Regions from separate parts of the Mus musculus genome. Here region 2 is linked to region 1. The links are chromatin loops, found by intact Hi-C in ENCODE. Cell type or tissue: gastrocnemius. All regions are shown on one strand.

Region 1 (8,000 bases):
ATCCATCCAACTAAAACAAATTAACATTTGCATGGATAAGAAAATCAATACAATCCAAGAACTTAATTTTAGGGACCGCAAAGCTCATTGACAACGTAATTCTTGCTGTCTGTAGGTGATGTCTTTCCCCCACTTGAATCATATTTATAAGTCTCCCTGGGACTCAAATCTTCAATAGTTAGGGAATATAAACATACATTATAAATACCCTAGGAAGACTAGCATTTTACCTGCTTAATATAATTTCTCATGTCCTCCCCATACTTTTGAATACCTCAAAACCACTCAAATTAGCAAAATTGTAGACATGAGACACAATCCACTATACCAACCCAGATGCATAATTCTAGTTGTTTGTGAAAGGCTTTATTGTGAAATTCTACCATCGCACAGCGCTGTGGAGGGACTTAACATGTCATGGATTTATGGTTGCAACAGGACTACATTGCAGAAAGGATTACTTCAGTCCGTTGGATTGGATTATCACGCCAGAACTCTAAGAAAGACTGGATGTGGGAGGATAGCTCAGTTCTTCGCAAGAACGGGTAAGTATCTAGAAGCTCAGCTTGAAGGCATTATTCAAAACTTTGACTCCCAGATCTTTCTTGTTGAACATAAGTTGCCTGAAAGTTGAGATGTCTCTACTCTACTGTGAGTTGTAGATGCTAGTCATGCAGTTTTACTCTCTCCTCCCTCTCCTCCTTTTATGCAAATAGTGAATCATTTTTATATTGCCCCTATTCATTTCTCTCTCTCTCTCTCTCTCTCTCTCTCTCTCTCTCTCTCTCTCTCTGTTCATGCAGGCATTTGTGTGTGTGTGTGTGTGTGTGTGTGTGTGTGTGTGTAACTTGATCTGATTCTTTTGTGCTTTGATAATGAGCTTATCCCTTAGGCCTCTTTCAGCACACACCTGCTCTGTTTTCTCTTCACTGTTTTTATTTCTTCACAGTTCTTACTACTTTCTGCTTGTCTGTGAACGTCTTACCAATTTCTCCTCCCTGGAATTTGGGTTTTAAAAAACAGAACAGACCTCAATTATTTGCTAACTAGTTGGCATCTATAGGTGTCTGCCAAGTATATTTAGCATATTTCCTTGTCAGTCTTTGTAAACAGTGATTCAGAGAATAGAGGCAAACTCTTGGACAACAACCATGCAATAGTCTAGTGTAAACCTATTACCTGATGCTGTTACATCTCAGCTCTGCAGTATTTAGCCACCTTAGAGTTCCTAGCTGCTGACTCTATGAGAACTTGCATTTCCTCTCTGCTTATATTATTTTATTTTCATTAGATATTTTCTTTATTTACATTTCAAATGTTATCCCCTTTCCTGGTTTCCCCTCCAAAATCCCCTATCCCATGCCCCCTCACCCTGCTCACCAACCCACCCTTTCCTACTTCCCTGCCTTAGCATTTCCCTACACTGGGGCATCCAGCCTTCTCAGGGTCTATTTATATTTATTAATTTAATTTTTTTTTTTTTTTTGGTTTTTCGAGACAGGGTTTCTCTGTATAGTCCTGGCTGTCCTGCAACTCACTCTGTAGACCAGGCTGGCCTCAAACTCAGAAATCTGCCTGCCTCTGCCTCCCAAGTGCTGGGATTAAAGGCGTGCGCCACCGCCACCGCCACCGCCACCACCACCAGGCTTCCATTGCCTGTTTTAAACCCACTCTTCTTCCAACACTGGCACAAAGTGAATTGTAGATAAGTATTTGGCTGGCATGTGAGATCATTATGTGTCTTCTCCTCTGGACCCCCAGGAACTTAGCATGACTTGCTCCTTGACTTAAACACTGTATTAAATTGTTACTAGGCTTTTTATGTGTCATACTGTACTAAGAAGCAGACAGAGAGTTTCTTAAAGGCGAGAATGCTGTTTCCTTATCCCAAGCCTCTAGTTTTATCAACAAAACACTCATGTCCTTTGCTTCCTTGTCTATTTGTATTTCTAAAAATCATGCAATCTGCCTTTTTTATTTGTAGGATTAATCTTTCTGGGAATACAGAAGAAAACATGAATTGTGCTTATCTTCATAATGGAAAAATCCATCCAGCTTCCTGTAAAGAGAGACATTACTTAATATGTGAGAGAAATGCTGGCATGACAAGAGTGGACCAACTGCTTTAATGCAGAAGGATGGACAGGATGTCAGATAAGTGCTTGATCATGCAATAAAAGATCTGGACAAAAGAACTCCGCATTCATAAAACTGCTTATTTTGTATTTTTATATCATCCTTATATCACAGGTCTGATCCTTTCTCTGTATATTAAAAAAACAGCATGTCAGTAGATCTCTAGCTTTTCCAATAACTTTCTTTTTATCATCCATTCCTCATTTTCTTAGCTTGTTGTAATCCATTGAGTCTTCAAATATACACACATAAAACTAAAATTAAATTCGGACCCAAGTGAGTTAACACTGTGCAAAATATCTAAGTTAAGAAAGACACCATGGGATAGCAGAAATAACATAGATTGGAATCTGTAAAATAGTTTAAATGTTATGACCTCTTAACTGAAAGGCAACCATTAAGCAATTCTATCTATCTATCTATCTATCTATCTATCTATCTATCTATCTATCTATCTACCTACCTACCTACCTATCTATCTACCTATCTATTTATTTTTGAGAGAGGAGCTCTATCTGTCCCCAAACTCACTATATTGACAAGGTACTTTCTTCTGTATTCCAAATGCTGGGATTAAAGACATGTGACTGGCTAATAAGAACAGTTTTATATTTTGTTTAATTTCCATTTTCTCACACTTAAAATAGGATGGTTTGGGGCTGAGGATAAACCAAAGTGTGTGTATTCACATATTTATGAATATGAAAATACTAAATACATATGAATTATATGAATAAATATGAAAATATATGAAATATTTCCTATATATAAAATATTGCCTATCTTATGTAATAGGTATATAAGATAGAAGAAGAAGAAGCAGACTTTTTTTAATCTGGTTCTTTTTTTGATGGTTCTATGTTTGGTGTTTGCTGAATAACCCAGAAGTTATTTATAGGGCCTGTGGGGAGGCACCTCTAACAGGATAAGAGGCAAAAGTCACACTTTCTACCAGAGTCATTCCCCACAACTTCCTTTGTTTAACTAGTGAGAAAACAGGGTCATGAACATAGTTTATCTCAGCTGAGGACTTTGTGGAAACTAAACATGCTCAATCAGGAATATAGATGGAACTCAGAAGGCTGAGGAGATATAGAAATCTGTTTTTAATACACACTCCCTGTGACCCTGTTGTAAGCAGTCCACTCTTAAGACTTTTCAATAAACATTGATTTAGCACTTATTCCCTATGTGTTTTGGAGCAAATGGTTTAGTCTCTAACACTATTTCCTTGCATATACAGTGAGCTGATTACCCTATCCAGACGAGAATTGTGATGATCTCTGATGTAATAATATAAAATATTGGTGAGAACATCAACCGCATGATACTAAAAAATGTTAGTTTTACAGCTCTGTGCATGACAAATCTGCTCTTTAGTTTATTTTGGACTCTTCTTAAGGGAATAGATTTCTGGGTTACAGGAAAACAACAAAATTTATTTGGCATTTTTATTTTAAAAAACAAGATATTGGCCTTGTGAGATGAGAAGTCTTGGCTCCCCCACCCCCTTTGGAGATGGGGATTCAAGGCTGAACTTCTGGTATGAAACTGTCCATTTGCACAAAACAACTGGGGGCTAATTATTCAGAACCTATCCAAACATCAACCCTATGTCTGAATGTTAGTGTTTTTCCTCTCTTCAGCATATTTATATATTACTACAACACACAGCCTTAGAGGAAACATATTTAATGCCCAGCTAAACATATACAGAAGGTGAGACCAGCCTGTACCTACAAAAATCAAACTGTACCTACAAAGTCTCTCTTTTCCCTTATACTCGTGCCTGAAGCATATAGTGAAACAAAAACAACCCAGATTCTATGATCAGAGCACTTCATTTCAAACACTCAGCATGAAACCAGCTAAACGGACTTCTCTGTGCCTGACTTAGAGCCAACTTACCCTTCTGCTTCACAGAACTGTAGTAAGGAAGCAATACTGTGATCTGGCTTTAAAATAGTTTTTAAGAACACATTGAATAATAAACAGTAAATATTTAAAACAAACAAGAGCAGAACACTACATGTAGCACATGGGTTTTTTTGTTGGGAGAAACCAATGGCTCCCTTGCAGACATTTCCCTGAGAGTGGATTGTCCTGGGAAAACACTATTCAAGCTTTGGTTTCAGTGCTGCTAAAATGAGAAGAGAAACTGGAAAATGAGTAGTAGCTCATGAAGTCTGGCTCCTGAGGTTAGTTACAATATTATTTGTTGGTGTGGTTTCTTCCTCTTTTCTCCATCTGGTAGAGCTTAGAATATGCAGAGGGTTATCTGGAGTTCAGTTACTCTGTTTTCAGGCCAGGAACACCACAGGAAATGTTGGCAGAATGTGCTAGTCCGTTTCCATTTGTCCCTAATGACCCCACCAGCTACTCCTTATGTCTCAGGAAGCTAAACACAAATGAATACATTTTCCGGGCAAACTGAGCCTCTGAGACACATGGGTTATGGTCAGAAGTATAATTCAGATCCCTTATGTGTCTTAGATTGATAAAACTTGATGATCTGTATACCAGCCCTTCGCTGTAGTGAGGCAGACCACGAAGTCCCAGTGAACATTCTCCTTACTGTTTTAGGCCATAGGGTGACAGCAGCCCTGTAGTACATATGTCAACATTGATCCCCTTCTTTCTTTCCTATTAACCTTTTCCAAAACTGTAGTCCTATTAGTAAGTTCCCTTATATCACCTCCTGAATGTGCCATTTGTGATGAAGAACGATTGATCCAGTGAGACTCTAAAAATAAATAAATAAATAAATAAAAGAACACAATTGAGAAATGACCTTTGGACATAAGGACAAGTAGCCTAGAAATAAATGGTGTCTAAGAGATCAGAGTTCTCAGTACAAATGCTGTAGTCACAGGATGTGCTGAAACTGGTCATCCATCCATTAAATAATTGATTCCTCCTGCAAGAGCAAAGTTACCTCTGGACAATGCTGCCAGGAAAACCCAACCTTCATGTCCAATATGGAAATGCAATGGATAGAGATGGCTGTGATTCCCAACACTCCCAGATTATGGCTTTCAAGAAGCAAGTGTGGGTTCTTCACCTTCTCTTTCCCTTTCCCATCATGGCTCCAATATTCCAGAAGATGAAAGAAACCCAGGCCCCTTTTGGGAGAACTAGTATCTCTGGGTACAAACTATGAGGGAGATCTAAATGTTGCCAGTGTTGACTGGTATTTTGAAGTTTACTTATAATAACAGTCAGTATTACCCTAATCAGCAGACTGATTGGAAATAAATTTAGGGATGAAATCTCTCCTAAGCTTTCTTGTTTGGAAATCCAAAAGCTATGTACAAGTTGATTTGTCTAGATTTAATGGCCTTTATCTTTATTCGCTGCATCATCTTTTTGCTTCATAGTTTATAGCAAATAGAAGTCCATACTGTGCAGCTTACCTCCAGCATCTGATACTATGTGGAAAGCAGAGCAACAGTTTAATTTGGTAGTAGCTATTTTGAGCTCAATAATTCTCATTTCTTCATTATTGAGTTATGTTTCAGTATAAGCTTCAAAAGTTCCACTTTCTGGATGATGAACATCCTTTAATCCCTGTTGCATTTTACCACTGTGAAAAAGTAGCCAGTTCCATTTCTTGTACCAACCTACTCCTAACTACAACCGAAGTTCTTTGTGCCAGGCTCCTATGTAGACTGCTTCACCACTCCAAGCACCTTCAGCATGCATGCGGAAGAAATATATACCTCTCTTCAGTGGGACATTCCTACCTCAGAGGCCTCTCAGAAGTGCCAATCCCCTAGCAAATGTTCAGGTAATAAATTTAGAATGCTTAGTTGAAAACTATAATTTTTTTCTGTTTGTATACTGTGATAAAACCAAGTGTTTCTCCTAATCTGAGATAACCTCTTTAGCATATTCTAGTGTGCCTGACACATTCGTCAGCATGGAGGAGTAAGTGAAGGGCACTCAGATCAGGAAATGAGATATATTCTCTCAATTTGCAAAAAGTAAAAGAAATCATACCACTTAAATTATTTTAGCTTTTACTTAAAACAGGCAGCAAATTATCTGAAAAATAGTAAGAAATGTTGAAAAACTAGGAAAAAATGTCTTCAGCTGATGCAGTTATGTTTTTAGTATTTGATAATTGTTTCTACATCTTATGCTACCTTTTATTTTTACAACTCTACAGTGCAAAAAGATTTGCAAATATATGTTTTTGTGTATTTTTATTGTCACTTCTTTAATTCATCAACTAGGTGTCATACATAACCTCATACAACAAATAATTAGGTGGGCTTAAAAAGCATTTTATTATATTTTCCCAAGTAGTTTCATTAATTAGTCTTTAGTATCGACTTGTTACAAATTAACTAAGTGAAGCTAACTTTCCTAAATCAGATCTCTAATATAGTATTAGCTTCAGAATATCTTTTGTCACATAAAACACCATTTCAAGGTTTCAGGGATGACCCAGAGTCATCTCAGGCAAGACATTATCAGGCCTATTAAAATATGTAAGGACAATTTTTTATTAGTATGAATAATGTAATAAGCCAAATAACTCACTTTTCTTCCTGGACGAATTGTATAATTAGCCGGAAATGTTTGTTCATTTTTCTAAATTACTCATTAAAATTAAAAATACTTCAATGAATCATGTTCAAGAGATGCTGAAAACAGGTAAGAGAGTCTTCATGTTAAGAATAGAAGGTTTTCTGGTTGGTATGAATGAGATTATTGAAAAATACTAGATAGGTAGACAGACAGATAGACAGATGGAATTAATTTTTAAAATCACAATAGTGTACATTAGGATTGAAGAGAGGTGTTATTAAGTCTATTGTATTTGGTATTTTCCAAGTCAGATATAGCCCATGCTATAAGGTTCATCTGAGAGAATTTAAGCAAAGATTTTCTTAGAGTTTCAAATCTTTGCATTTCTCCAGTAGGAAGGCCCAATCCTTCCACTTATCCTGACATTATTACACCTTGAAAATACTTTCTCTAACTCATGTCATTGCCTGATTTCACATTCAGGAGCATGGTGTGTTGTGACGATGATTTCCTGTGTGGTCTGTATGGGCTTGTTAGCAACGTCCATTTTCTTGGGCATCAAGTGTAAGTACAAAAGCATATCTTCAGTGTTACCTGTTAACAACACGGGTTATGAATTGTTGTATTATTATTTTAAAAGTTCACATGTATAAATGTATGAATAAATAAATTAAGATCTATGTAAGCACACGTAAATGGTATACAGTCAGTTAGACTTATATTAAGAAGGAGTTCACATGGCGAGATAAAAGAGTCTGGTAAAAAGAATGCAATTAATTTTTCTAGAACCACTGTATCACTGTAGAGTGATGTATTTATGTGGTGTTTCCCATGAAAGCAGAAGGTTAACAATCTATTTATAGATTGTAAACTATTTATAGTTTTTGAAAGATAATCTACAAATTATATTCATATATGTACAGGCACACTGCACATGTGGACACAGGATTTTAACAAGTACAAGCTAGATGTTAGCCAGCAAAGCTTGAGTAGCCATTTCCAAAGTGTGTGCAGACTTGTCTCTTTCCCTCATCCTCTTGTGTTTCTGGGTTTTCTTTAACACCATATGCCAATTAAGTATTAATTTGAAAACATTATAGTATAAACATATTTCCAAAGAGATCAGTTTTCTTTGTGCCCTTTCCATATATTTTCATTTTTCCAACTCATCCTTTAGCTACAGTGTGTAGCATAATATACCCAGTAATTTTGTTTGGGAGATTTAGAAGTATTTGGTTCCAGTTTCCAAGGAGACAACATTTTTCAGTCATTATTCCTAACTTGTTGAAAATTAATTACAATTCAAACACCAATAAAGGTAAAATGTTTGC
Region 2 (8,000 bases), 70 kb after region 1:
TACATAAACTTTTAAGCAGTTTGAGTGTCTTGAATTCGACACTGGCTTGTTAGAACTCTGATTGCATCCCCACATCCTTTCATGTGTTCATGCCATCCATTGTAGTAAATACTCTATAACTGCCTGGAGTCGGCAGCATTGGCGGAAGGCTCTCCACAAGGAAATTTATTGCCTGATGGAGGAATCACAGCTGAGCATCCAAAGTACATCACTCCAGCGACACAAAGCGAATGATTCTCTTGGAGGTTTATCATGGAGTAGAAATAGATAGGCGCAAACATTTACTGGGAATGATTCTGCCTTAGTTACTTCACAGCACACCCGCATTCTCATTCTGTCGCCCTCTCTAAGAATTACGCTTTAGCACATATTAGCATTACTATTTTCAAATAAGGAGAAGAAGACATGGATACTCGAAGATGGAAATTTCAAAACTAGAACAAGGGACTAGAACAAAGTCTACTAAGTTTTTAAGACTTGGAATTACTTACTGTTGCACTGGCTTCATTCTTCTGGACTCTTATGATACATATAATAGCCTGAAACATAAAAATAAATTCTCATTCTCTCTCTCTCTCTCTCTCTCTCTCTCTCTCTCTCTCTCCTCTCTTGCAATTCTCAGATTAACAAAAAATGATCAAATAAGTACAGTTTTGAAACAACCATCACTTGATTACTGCTGTAAGTCAACAAGGAGAACATCAAAGAAATGAGAATAGACTTAGTTTAAGGATATGATTGAATTGGAGAAGAAGGTTTTCCATGAATGGAAGTCAGAGTCCACAAAACAAAATTTGAAGACTTTTTCAAGGCTAGAGTGTGCTAATAAAAAAAAAGCTGCAATACTAAAGGGATAGCTAGAGTGAGTCTTCATCAGGACTTGTCAATTGGCACTTATTAAACTAAGAAACTCCTCATCTTTATGACTTGAGGCAGTGGCACACCTGGAAACAATGCACTCTCCTCCAATTCCCAGAGACTGTGAGGAAGAGCAAGGACAATCATCCTCGAATGTTTGCCCTTGAGGAGACTGTTCAGGGTGGTGGACTTCTCATGCCAGAGAAAAGATACTATATTGCAAATCCCAAACATATCTGCTGTAAGAGTGGATTTACCTACCACCTGCTGTCAAGATGTTTTTGTTTTGTTCTGTTTTGTTTTGTTTTTTGAGACAAGATCTCAAAAACTCAGTATTCTCCCTGATCATGGGATACAAACTCAGCTCTGACTTAAGAAACTGGTAGCACTACGAGCATACTTGTATAGGTACCTCAGGCTTTTGGACCCATCAGTCCTTAGGAACAAAGCCCTTATTTACTTGGAAGCCATTATGGGCCTGCCAGGTGTACTGGTGAAGATGGGAGCAGTTGTTATCTGAAAATGAGTATGTACCTCTCAAAGTCTAATATGGATAGAGACAATAGAGCACTCAGCAGCGAGTGAGAGCCTTCATCTTACATAGTCTGCCACACAAGTCTTACTGAGTATTCCTGGATATGTCATAGAGGGGTTGTGTCTGCCTATCTCAATATCCACATTCAATCCAATAATGCAATCTTTGCAACGCAGCATGGTGAGATGTAGGAATCCTCCCACCAAATAAGGTATGCTGACATCTGAGAAAATGACACAAAGAGGAAGATGACCCTGGCCCATGCCATGAGATCTTCACATGAGAGGGAGAGGGAGTGAGAAATCCTCTTTCAGTGTCTAGAGGAAAAGGACATCCGTATTTCATAAGAAGACGCAGACAAGAGAATGCAAGCCAACAGTCCCTGCCAAATTCCCCTCAGTCATTGCTAATTAACTAAATTCTGGGTCACCCTTGGGGTAGAGACTTAAAAGTCTGAGGGGGTTGTTGATATGATAGCCTCCTGTGGGGGAAGGTAGTGGGTGACAGAGGAGTATGGGACATGGAAAGAATTAAATTTCATCACATAAACATATAAAAGTGTCATAAAAAATGAAAAACTGCTTCTAAGAGTTAAGAATCTTATGTATAGTCGTCATACTTACACTTCCTAAGAAATTAATCTTCTTACTCAACATGAATTTTTTCTTTTATTTATTTATTTATTTATTTATTTGATATTTTCTTTATATACATTTCAAATGTTATCCCGAAAATTCCCTATACCCTCCCTGCGCCCTGTTCCCCTACCCACCCACGCCCAATGAATATATATTGATAAACATACTTGCACATTTGTGTCTATAAGTATCAAATAAAAGATATTTTAAAAATCAATAACAATTATCATTCTTCAGTTGATAATTCTCCTTTTCCTTGTTTTTAGGCTAGCGTACAAACCAATGGAATTTCCAGGGACATTTCTATCCACATATGTCATTATACTTTATTCTCACTTGTTCTCCTTCCTACTTATTTCTGGTTAGGATCCTGGGCCTAGTGTAACTTCAGCCGGAGAGACGCTGAAGTAAGATGATTTCAAGGCCAGCCTGAGCTACATGAGACACTGTCTTAAAGAAATCATCTGTCTCTTCCTGATATAAAGATTAAGTGATGATGCTGTATCAGAAGATGGCCTAGTCGACCATCATTGGAAAGAGAGGCCCATTGGTCTTGCAAACTTTATATGCCTCAGTACAGGGGAACACCAGGGCCAAGAAGTGGGAGTGGGAGGGAGGGGAGTGGGGGGTGGTTTGGGGGACTTTTGGGGTTGCATTGGAAATGTAAATGAAGAAAATACCTAATTAAAAATTTTTTTAAAGAGATAAGTGATAATGCTTCAAATATCACATATATAATCTACGCTACAGTCAATGCCATTGTGTGATTCAGTTTATAACCCTGAAGAAGAGCATTCTCTTTCCAGCTGAGTTCAATGTCCAGCACAGTGCCTGGAGCCAGACAGGGAAACAACCACACTCTTCATGGAAGTCACCATGCGGACCTATTAGCAAGTCCAACTTCTAGTCCCATATTACAGTAGGATTGTTTCTAAATTGCCCTGGGAAGATAGGAGGAATTGAAGAAAGAATGCCGAATGCTCTTTTCAAGGAGGGAACGTTTTATTCATTCATTTTTGTTTTTGTTGTTTTTTTAAAAGTGGGAATATATATGTAATTCATTTAATTTTAAAATTGTGTCCTACATTTAACTGAAAGGCATACCTGGTACATTTGTCAAGTATGATGCAATGTTTGGATATCTGTGTGGGGAATGCTTTTCTTGGCTGTTTATTTGTGTGCCTTGGGTGACCCATGCTTTCTCCTTCATTCCTCTCGTGGTGGCTCCTCCTTTTTCCATTTCATACACTTTTAATACATTGCTAGCCACCCGTTGACCAGTCAGATGTATTGACTTTTACTTCTTCTGCTCTTAATTTCAGAATCATACTTAACAGAGAGAGTTTAAACAGGGTGTAGTGTCGATATCCCTGAGGAAGGTCTCAAGATTGCCCTAATTGCCAACACCAGGAGCACCTCAGTTGACTTTTGTTCTGCATGTGGGGATTTTATTTAGAACAAAGTAACTGAGCTTAACACCTGGGCAGCAGTTCACCCGGTGTTCTTTACAGAGAGGAGCAGGCATCAGATCACAGTGTAAATAAATCACCAGTGTAGCGTCTAAATTCAGGATCCAGAGACTCAGCAGGTGGCTGTGTCCTTTCTCCCATGCCTGCTGAGGAGCGACTGAGTGATTTTAAACGTGTTTCGATTTCTGAGTTGGCTTCTTCCTGTGAAAATGTCTATTGAGATTCTTGTACGTCGAAAAGAGAGGGTAAACTGATGAGTGTCAATAATTCTCCTATGGTGTGTGATCTAAGCCAGGCTGGTGGGAATAACTCAAAATGTTTAGGAAAAACCACACAGTAAATAATCAAAGTGATAGCGCCACCTACAGTCTTGACTTAGGTATTTCAAGGCAAATTAGACAGTAAATCCTGTCTATCAGCGTGGGAGTCAAGTTGCAGAATTTAAGCAGGCAGGACCTGAATGAGGGTGGAAACGCTGCTAAAGGTTGCTGTTACGTCTTTGACAGCCGTGGTTTTTAGAAGTTGGTTACCCCCACTCCTTTCAGGCTTGTGTGGCTTAGTCATAGCCATATATGCCCATTTTGTTTCTAATTCTTAAAGTCAACTACCAATGTACAACTTTCCACATTGATAGAAACATATCTATAGTTGTCTTATTATCAATTCCAAGTATCTAAAGTAACGCCTTCCCTGTGTTAAATTAATACAATTATGTAGATGTGCTTGTTTTAAATTCTTTTTCCTTCTAAATGCAGACTCTGAGCATCATGGGAACGGTATCTGCGTGTTTTCTCTGCTGTCCATGCTGTCCCTGCTACAGAAAAATTCTCTTTAGAATGAACTCCCATTAAGCAATCGGTGAGTGAATGGATGTATAGATGAACAAAAAAAATTTTTTTTGAAAGAATATAATCCACATCACTTCGTCAAGGCTAGTTAAAATAATGGAAGAGCAAAAATACTTAATGCAATTACTTTGTTATCTAAGTTACTGAAGTATGTTGTTTGTTGGTTCATTTTAGTTTTAGTTTGTTTCCTGCAGACATGTTCTCACTATGTTGCCTTAGCTGGCTTAGAAGTCACTGTGTAGACAAGGACAGACTGAAACTCCTGCCTCTGCATCCCAAAGGCTATTTCCATTGTTGTGGCCGAAACGGGGTCTTACACAGTAGCCCGGTATTGTAGTTTTAGTTTTGTTGCTGTTAGGGTGACGTAGTTTCATGCTGCTGGCCATCACTGAGTGGGAGCTAAGGTGGGAACATGGGCAGCTGGTCACATCACAGCCATAGTCAAAGGCAGAGAGAAACAAATGCATCTTGCTGCCAGCTTGTTTACTTACAAGCTTTCTTGTGCAGTCAGGAACCCCTGCCTAGGGTTGGTACTGCCTACTGCGGACTGGGGTCTCCTACATCAATTACCAAGGCTCTTTGTGAGGGCAATCTGACCTAGCAATTCCTCAGTAAAGATTTTCTTCCCAAATAGTTTTGGGTTCTGTCAAGTTGACAGTTAAAGCTATCCAGGACACTCAGACTGGCCTAAAAACAGGCTGACCTTGAACACACAGCAATTCTGTGCTTCATCCTCCTGAATTTAGACATTGCAGGTATGTCCCTCTGCTCTAGATGGGGTTTTAAATCACAAGATAGGCATTCTGTATCATTTCTAAAAGATTATTTATTAGGTGGGATTACACTCATAAAAAATTACTTAACTTTGAAATTGATACCAGGTGACATAGTGCCTTACAAGCGATCTTAGCTTTTACAAACAGCTTAGCAAAACCAGATGATTTGACATTCATTTATGAATATATTGAGCTGGATCTCTCTTGCCAGTGCTATGAGATGTTTTATTGGGCTTAAATTATTCATAGTGCAATTGATTTGCTTATTCTGTAAAAGTTAAATTATAAATGAACTGCCGGGTGTGCTCATAATGAAGTTAGGCAACTAAAGAATCGCTGAGGCATGTGGCTGTTGGCTGAACCATAACACAGACCATTAAGTTTCAATATGTTGTAACCAAAGGCCAGTTTAATAACCGTAAAAGCCCAGATTGCTCTAAGTCCACACACAACTCAAGTGATAACACAACCACATCATTCCTTTCAAGTCAAACCCTCATTCCTATTTTCTCGCAGGAAACTGGGGCTCTGTCAGCTTTCTGGTTGACGACATCATCTACAGATTAATGCTTTACCCTTCATGAAAGAAGCTGATGTGGAGGGATAGGGTTTGAGATGATTTACAAAGTAGGTTCAGGTACAAAGATAGTGACTTTGAGGAGTGGCTCCATGGCTCAGCTGTAGTCTGATGACCTGAGTTTGATCCCAGGGTGGAAGAAGAGTACTAATTCCAATAATTTGTCCTCAGATCACCATGCATGCCACAACACATGTGCCCAGACATAAGTAAAAACATACACAAAAGAAATATAAATTTAAAATAATTTAGAGTAGCTTTGACATTAAAATATAAATATTAGATACATTATTTTCATGTATCTTTGTTGAGACAGAGTCTGATTCTGTAATCCAGGTTGGCCTAGAATTCACTAGGTTGCCTAGGCTGTCCTGAAACTCATAGCAATCATTCGGTCTCAATCTCTCAAGGATAGCTTCAAAATGAGATATTTTTAATCTATTCAATCTACTTTATAAGTTATGAAAATACATTAGCATTAGGTTCAGGAAATTATCTGCTTGGTTCACGTTACCAGCCAGAGTCACACTGGATGAAGTTCTCTGAGGAAAACCAGTCTTTGAAAATGTGTGCAGTTGTAGATTGTCTGTTCCTCTATTGAGCCAAATGTCTTGTGGAGCCTTACGATATTCCACCATAAACTTCTATGATGAAAAATAAAAGAGATGCCACTCATTTTTTATGTGCGAGATAGTACATTTCAGAGTGCAGTGTTTCGACACAAGACTCCTAAATAACACACATAGAGTTGAGCCCAGTTGGCATCTTTAGGCTATTCATTTACTATGCATAAAAGTCTTAGAATCTGCTAAGAAAGCAAGAACATCTCTGTAGGACAATAAATAAATAATTAAATAAATACTATAAAGAATTGAGCTTTTTTTTCCCCCCCGACCTCATCAAATTCTAAGCACTAAAAATATTCCATAAACATGATAGATTCTCAGATAGCTATGAGGTAGCAAGTGATGTTATTCTTGTGTTTCATCTGAAAAAATGAAAAAAAAAAAAAAAACACAATCGGTGGCCAGTAACTTGCCCTTGATAACTCAGAAAGTCAGCAGTTGAATTTGAACTCAGTCTGACTTCAGAGCCATATATGAAACCAGCATGCTCATTTCACATTCAAGGAATGCATATGTAAACAACTGCAAATTTATACCCGAAGTCAGAAAACTGTCTCTGGAGGGAAAAAAAAAATAAACGAACAACACCAAAACAAAACAAAATGAAAAAAACCTCACCTCCTCACACTGAGATAAATGTTTAAAAATTCACAAGCCATTTACACTTCACTGCATATGTATTTTTAGTTCCACTTTAATAATGTAAAAGAATAGTCTCAGCACACAGGGCATAAATGAGCCACAGGAAAGAGCTGTATCTAGTTAAGACCTGATTTAAATAATACCAAGAGCAGGAGCATAGCCAAGGGTTGGGATCAGTATTCAGTGTATGAACTAACAGATGCAGCCAGGAGAGGCCAGATCAGGGAATTTGCTTCAGAACAGAGGCTCAGGCAATGATGCACCAGGCTCTCTGAGAGCTGCAGGGGAGAGGAGTGAGGATCCATATGCCGTCAGCAAGGGTCTAAAAGACAGCTCTGCCATCAGCTTTCAGATAGCTACTGCAGCAGACAGCTAAGAAATTCACCCTTCAGTCTTAGACTCCAGTTTATTTTTTATATTTTGCAGTTTATTTATGTTTTCAGCCGGATACATCGTCCTTCAATGCTAATGCCCCAGCTTCAAAAGAAAAAAAAAAAAAACTTACTTTGGACTGTTGCCTAAAGCCTGGATGGAGCAGTGGGGACTGTGCATGCTTTCCACCCAAAACTAAAAGTAGTCATGATGCTCAAAGCAATCATTTTCCAAACAGTGGATAACAAGCTGTGAGCAAACAATAAAAACATAAAATAAAAAAGACAGAAAGGAAAGAAAATAAGCTCTGTGCTTGTCCAAGCTTAGCCTGTTTAGAATGTGGCCAAGCCATCCAGAGAACAGAAGCTACGGTAAGAGGATGCTGGAGAATTCCGTAAGCTGAGCCATCTGGAAAGACAAAGATACTAAGAATTCACAGGCAGAGACCGAGAGATCTGTGCAGAGCCGGTAGCGAATCAGCAGTACAGAGCAAAGTCCAGCAGGTAGGGAAGGAAAAGAGAAAGGAAAGGGAGATAAAGGGAAGGAAGAAAGGAGAGGGTAGGGAGAAAGGGAGGGGGTAACAGGGAGCTTCTAGTCCAGTAGTTTCACAGTGAGTGGAAAATGGAGGTACCACCATCAGGGGAACACTTGGAAATCCT

Evidence for each region. Peaks named below come from ENCODE experiments on the same cell type or tissue, not always from the same donor. Only the 100,000 strongest peaks of a DNase experiment are listed, where the experiment ranks them.
Region 2: a loop joins it to region 1, with 2.4 times the contacts of the local background. A loop is called at or near these places in 17 of 42 quality-filtered maps.

What each region holds. Positions count from the first base shown.
Region 1 is chr6:129,403,123-129,411,122 of GRCm38, forward strand. Clec1b (C-type lectin domain family 1, member b) reads left to right here. Exons shown (of 6, transcript NM_019985.3): 5 at 439-545; 6 at 1,985-2,291. The coding sequence ends at 2,129. It overlaps Clec9a (C-type lectin domain family 9, member a), which reads left to right and starts at 5,740. Exons shown (of 7, transcript NM_001205363.1): 1 at 5,740-5,923; 2 at 7,153-7,233. The coding sequence starts at 5,833. It also overlaps a transcript of Clec12b not described here. In gastrocnemius, no CTCF peak of the experiment used is centred here; a DNase peak (open chromatin) is centred at 4,451; H3K27ac peaks cover 1,119 bases.
Region 2 is chr6:129,473,037-129,481,036 of GRCm38, forward strand. It overlaps Gm45969 (a long non-coding RNA gene), which reads left to right. Exons shown (of 4, transcript XR_001785379.2): 3 at 4,256-4,358. It also overlaps a transcript of Olr1 not described here. Among named protein-coding and RNA genes, the nearest start is that of Clec7a, 4.3 kb to the left of the region's middle. In gastrocnemius, a CTCF peak has its summit at 3,871 (motif pointing left); a DNase peak (open chromatin) is centred at 7,217; H3K4me3 peaks cover 197 bases.